2 separate regions of the Homo sapiens genome follow, and region 2 is linked to region 1. A link is an interaction called in ENCODE POLR2A ChIA-PET data of the cell type or tissue named here. Cell type or tissue: CD4-positive, alpha-beta T cell. All regions are shown on one strand. Each heading gives the region's core, and the rest is flanking DNA. Links, peaks and the distances in the headings are about the cores only.

The links. ChIA-PET counts read pairs that join two places held together with the same protein. Peaks named below come from ENCODE experiments on the same cell type or tissue, not always from the same donor. Only the 100,000 strongest peaks of a DNase experiment are listed, where the experiment ranks them.
Region 2: POLR2A ChIA-PET joins it to region 1 with 11 read pairs; 7 of 35 experiments call an interaction of 5 or more read pairs at or near these places.

What each region holds. Positions count from the first base shown.
Region 1 is chr12:3,971,499-3,974,402 of GRCh38, forward strand. No RefSeq gene overlaps it. Among named protein-coding and RNA genes, the nearest start is that of LINC03141, 39 kb to the right of the region's middle. In CD4-positive, alpha-beta T cell, for the core only: no CTCF peak of the experiment used is centred there; DNase peaks (open chromatin) are centred at 1,293, 1,953, 2,203 and 2,723; H3K4me3 peaks cover 532 bases; H3K27ac peaks cover 1,599 bases.
Region 2 is chr12:4,268,252-4,271,155 of GRCh38, forward strand. The region is part of intron 1 of CCND2-AS1 (CCND2 antisense RNA 1); the gene reads right to left. Among named protein-coding and RNA genes, the nearest start is that of CCND2, 4.1 kb to the right of the region's middle. RefSeq lists silencers at 1,128-1,337, 1,348-1,417. In CD4-positive, alpha-beta T cell, for the core only: no CTCF peak of the experiment used is centred there; DNase peaks (open chromatin) are centred at 700, 1,180, 1,480, 2,660 and 1 weaker place; H3K4me3 peaks cover 2,500 bases; H3K27ac peaks cover 2,109 bases.

The sequences.
Region 1 (2,904 bases), core at 288-2,787:
TCAGGCCAGGGACAAAGTGGTGAGAAAAAAAAAACACTGTCTAGAAAATTTATAAAAGACAATGAATCAATAAGATTAGTCATGAGTAGATAGTTGTTAAAACTGGGCAATGGACACATGGAGTTATTTTTACTATTTACCCTACTTTTGCAAATGTTTGAAAATTTCCATAATAAATGGTTTTTTTTTTTTTTAAAGTAAATACAAGAATCACACAACTAAATGCACCATTACAACTTTGGCACGTATTCTGCGGAAGAGATCGATGGTGCCGTAAGGTTACATAATGGGGAGAATCACTGTAAGGGATGGTGTGCTCAGATGATGCAATGAATGAGCTGATTTTTATTTTTATTTTTTATTTTTTGAGATGGAGTCTCGCTCTGTCACCAGGCTGGAGTGCAGTGGTGTGATCTTGGCTCACTGCAACCTCTGACTCCCTGGTTCAAGCGATTCTCCTGCCTCAGCCTCCCAAGTAGCTGGGATTACAGGCACAAGCCACCACTCCCAGATAATTTTTGTATTTTTAGTAGAGATGGGGTTTCACCATGGTCTCTATCTCCTGACCTTGTGATCCACCCGCCTTGGCCTTCCAAAGTGCTGGGTCTACAGGCGTGAGCCACCACGCCCGGCCTCCTTTGTCTTATTTATCTGAGGGATCTGAATCAGGGTAGGAAAGAGGAGTCCTATTGACTAAGCCTTCTCAGAGACCTTACATAGATGTACCCACCACCCCTCCCAGGGAGCACCAACCTCTAAGGCTCCCAGAGATGACCTGGACACCTGTCTATGACTTCCAGGTCACTGCTACGCCTCCCCCTAAACTTCCTATCTCTTTGCTTTTAATCCTTGCTGGAAGGTCTGACCCTTACTTTGATTCATTTATTTAATAATTAAGATTGGGAAGATTCTTTTCTCATAGGGTTTACCATTTTATGAGAGGACAATCACAAGAAAGAAGCACATTTTAAAAAAAAAAAAAGATGATTTCAGAGAGTGGTAAACACTATGAAAGTAAAATGAGGCAATTTGAGGCAATGTAATGGAGAATATCTGTGGGCAATTTTAGATTGGGTGGTCAGGAAATGGTATGTCAAAGGACGCCTGAATGACAGGAAGTCGCCATGTAAGCATCTGGAAGAAGGGCATTCTGGACAGAGGGAATAGCATCTGCAAAGGTTCTGAGGCAGGAAGGAGCTTGATATGTTTGAGAAGCAGAAATAAAAGATGTTCTGGCTGAAGCACCATGAAAGAAATGAGCATGACCCAGGGTGGAGTGAGAGAGGTTGGCAGGAAATAGATCACGAGGGGCCTTGTGGGCTGTGGTGAAGAGTGAGGGGTTTTGGTTGAAGTGGAAGGGGAAGCCATTGTTCACTTTCTTGACTAGAAGCTCCTGGAACTTTGGTGTTCTTGACCCTACACTATATTCCATCTACTTTGAACCTCTTCGTGACATATCAGGAAGAAACCTGGGTTTTTCCTGTGATAATTACTGTTCCCATGACAAGTCATCACTCCTGCCAAGTTTGTTCTTGTTTTGTTTTGATTTTTTAAAAATATAATAAAGAATTCATGCTTAACCCAAAGAAGTGAGTCACTAAGAGTAAAATATCAGGCAATTCTGAGGAAAAACCTTAGGGATCCCTTCAGATCTCCAGACTAGGCAACACCCTGCTTGGTGTGTGCATAATTCTAGACTCAGGGACAAGTACAGTAAAAATGGGAAGGAAGAGTAGAAAGAATGGGAGGTTGAGACAGGAGAATCGCTTGCACCTGGGAGGCGGAGGTTGCAGTGAGCCAAGATTGTACCACTGCACTCCGGCCTGGGTGACACAGCAAGACTCCATCTTAAAAAAAAAACACAAAAACTGCTGATTATCTCAGCAAAGAACGCAAAAAATTGGAAGCACATCTCCCAAAGAGAGAAAGAACTCATGCCACGCTCCTGGGGAAATCCCCTTCTTAACCAGTTTAACACTTTTTAAAGGCAGAGCTGAACAGAAAAAGGAGATAAATCATATTATCGAAGCAGTCTTACGGAGGTTTTGTTCAGAGTAGATGATGTTGGAGAACGTGGGTGGGGGGAAGATTCTCGTGCTCAGTTGAAATATATCCCATCCAAACTGAAAAACCCGGTTTTTTTTTTACTCTGTCCTGCCAAAACCCAGCTCCAGGCTGGTGGCTCCTCAGCGGTGACCAATGCCGGCACTGCAGGTGCACACAGAAAGGCACCCACGAGGAAGCGCCCGCACTCTAAAAGCAGCCAGAAATTGCCTTTGTGCCAGGCTAACCCTTATTGGCTATAGAACTCTTCAGATTCATCTGGAGATGAGGATGAGGGTTTTGTTTCTAGTAACTGAGTCTCCAACTAGGAAAAGGCTTCAGAGGTCATAGCCTGCCTATATGATAGGACAACTGGAATTTCTCCTGCTCCAGAATCATAAGGGTCTCAAATTCATAGATCTTTAGAAAACCTCAGTGAGGTGCCCTCTACTCTGCTCTAAGCTGCATACCTTCTAGAGTCACACACTTTCCAAATAGTTCTTGTGCAGCTGGAGGCAGAAGGTTTCAGTATTATTGGGAGCACTTCTTCCTTTGATCTGTGTGCCATGCTATCAGGAGCAGAAATCAGAAAGAAGCATTCTGATTTGCTACTCAGCCAAATGAGGAACCACTAAATCCCCTGGAAGGTCCCTGTCTCTCTTGAAGTGCCACAGGGACAGCTTGGCCCAGAGCCCAGCAGAGGAAGCTGGGAGCCTCTTCTTCTCTCGTTCAAGATCTCTATCTACAAATTGCAGTCTGAAACCTGCCATACAGAGATAGTGAGAGCTATAGACCTGGATAAGCCAGGTACCAGTGCAATCAAAAGTGAACAAAACTATTACAAAAAGCAAGTGAGGTATG
Region 2 (2,904 bases), core at 232-2,731, 300 kb after region 1:
AAAATAGAGGGAATGTGTTAAAAAGAAGGAAAAAGTACTGTTCATAACCAAACTGTGTCACCTTAAAAAAGAAACATTTCCACACTTAATATCTGATTCAGACAGAAAGCTTCTCTCCTACTTTTGAAACAAATAATTCCACTTCAAATCCACATTTTCAGACACCCCTAGCTTTCTGCATCTGATTCCTACAACAGCCCCTTTACCTCAAAGAGGTAAAAGTCAGTTCACAGTATTTCTCTCCCAAACATCCCCACTGAAGCTCCTTGTAAATTTCAGCATAAACTCAGAACTGTCACCGTGGGTTTAGAAAATAATGACACATTTCAGCTATAACCCCCCAGATTGAAAGATTAAAAGGACTTTGCCCAAATTTAGGGGAAATGAAGGTGCGTGGGCTCACTCTGCAGCTGCAGTTTTCAGCCCTTGCAGTTTAGAAGATTCTGCATGAGCACGGATGCCACGAGGGTATCCAGCGAGTGGGAAGGGAGTCGCCCTACATGTTTTCACATCGATTTGTAAAACTGTTTTGAAAGGGTATTTCTAGATCCATTTGTTCCAAATGCAGCAAAATTCATCCGATATCGCTCACAATGCATGCACGGGTTATCTTACATGTAATAGCCATCGTATTAACCAACCCAGCTGATACTGAGATGGTGAATGGGGCGGGGGAGCAGGGAGGAATATGTCGCGCATGAAAAACTCCGGGTGTAAAAGTCAATGCAGAACTCACTCCCCGAGGAACCGAAAAAGACATTCACGACTCTCAAGTGGAGAGAGGATAGAAAGTCAAGTGGCGGGGGTCGCGACCAGTGATCGGGATTTCAGTCTGATCTCAGTACCCAGCGGAACAGGACCATAACCTAAAGAAATGAGCTTTTTCCGGAGCAAAGAGCGGCCCCGATTTCAAAGTAGAAAAAATAAACTGCTTGGGGGTGGAAGATGGCGAGGGGCGGGGGGCGGGGAGGGAGGCGGGTCGCGGCGCTGGCTCCGGGGTCCGCGGCACGGCCTCCTCTGCCGCGCTGCCCAGGGCCCGGACCCTGCCCGGCGCTGCGCCCACCGCGAGGGTGCCAGACCCGCCGCGCCGCCGCCGCGCTCTCCCAGCCGCGGCCCCCTCCCCCGCCGCTTCCTCTTGCTCTCCCAGCCCCTTCCCCCACGTGTGGATGACGTCAAAATTCCGCGAAAAAGCCGCGTGGTGGCTCCCCGAGCGGAGGCGCGATTCCGCCGCCCAGCGGCCCCCTCCCGGGGGCGCCTGGAGGGGGAGAAGGGCGGAGGCGGCCGGTTCCTTCTCCTCCCGGGAGGCAGGACCCCCCGACGCCGACCGCCGGACGCCCCCCGCCCCAAAGCTTATTGGAAAATTCACTTTTGTAAAGCAAATGTATTTCCAGAGCTATTTTCGGCCGCGTGAGGCGTGTCCTAAGCTGAATCAGACAGGAAGAGGGGGAAGTTCGGGTCTTTTAATTTTTTTTTTTTCCGAAGGGAGGGGAGTGAGATGCTAGGTGGGTGACAGACGGCAGGCGCTCGCCTTCTTAACTCACGCCTGTCGCATCTGCCGCCTCAGTAATCCAGCCCCGTCCAAGCCGAAATTCGCCGAAGGGAGTGCGGATGCACAGGCCTGGCGGACTCTGCCCCCCTCCAGAACGCAGCGGCCCAGCGCCCCGGCGGGCGCGGCTGCGACCAGAGGGTCCCGGAAGCGAGTGAACACCTGCAATCGCACTGCCCGTCCCCACCCACCCTGCTCCCCCGTGCTCTCCGCTTCCCGACGTTTTCCTCTTCTCCTTGTCCGCATTTTTCTACTTTGCCTGCACTCCCTCCTTCCTCTTGATGTGCCTCCTATGTGTCCCCTCGGATTTATGTGTCCCCTCGCATTTTGCCAGTCGGGTTTTCGGTTTTGATTGACCGTCCATCCCTCCACGGAGAAACACAAACACAGCTCCACTCTTTGGGGGAGCCGAGGGGAAGGCAGTGGCTCCCATTTCTGAGCCTGAACTCAGTCACTACCCGCTCCCCACCTGGCCTAGGCGCCCCTGCGCGGAGAAGGCGGGACTCGAACTCGCGCTGCTCCCGGGCCTTGAGCCGACCGCGGAATCACCTGGCTGGGAGGCATCCTCCAGGTAAGCTTGGGAGTATGTGTGCTTAGTGCTGCAGGCTCCTGCAGAAAAGTGCCTATAAACACCCAACACCCTGCTGCACCCTCCACCTCCAGGCTTTGTACACTTTCCAACCGAAACTCCAAAACGCTAGCGTAGAGGGTGGGGAGCCGGCCGGAAAAAGAATAAAAGTCCAATAAAACTGGCGTTCGCTAAAGTTTATCACCAGTCCTACATGGGATATATATATATGTATTTTTTTTTCCGTGAAGGGTGAAAAGGAGATAAGGAAGAACCAACAATCTACCCCCTCCCGCCGCCCCCCACCCCCGCGCCACGGTGATCAGTTTGGACTTCAAAGCCAGAGCACAGGCTCTTGCGCTTTTTCTTGAAACCGAAGTCTACACTGAAAGAAAGTGTGCACTTTTGCCTAGAAGGCAACATGCGTTTTCCCGCGTGCTAGGTGGAGTGCATTTTAACAAGACATTAGGGTTTTAACACATGGCTGGAGTGGCGACCAAAAGGGAAAACTCAGTTTCCAGTCCAAGCCTCCTAGAGACATTCCTGCCAACCTCCGCACCCTCTCACGCCCCACCCCACGTGTGAGAGTCTGCAAAACCACCGGGGATTGGATTCGATGGCGAGCTTCACGCTCGGGAACAGTCAGTAATCGGAAGGGGAAGTGGACAGGGGAACTTCAAGAGGCGAGCCTGCCACGCGGGAAGCGCCCGAACTTGCGGGTCTCCATGAATGCAGAGGGCGCCGGGAAGGGGGGGCATCCGGCCGCGACCCTCTCTGCCCCTCCCATTCG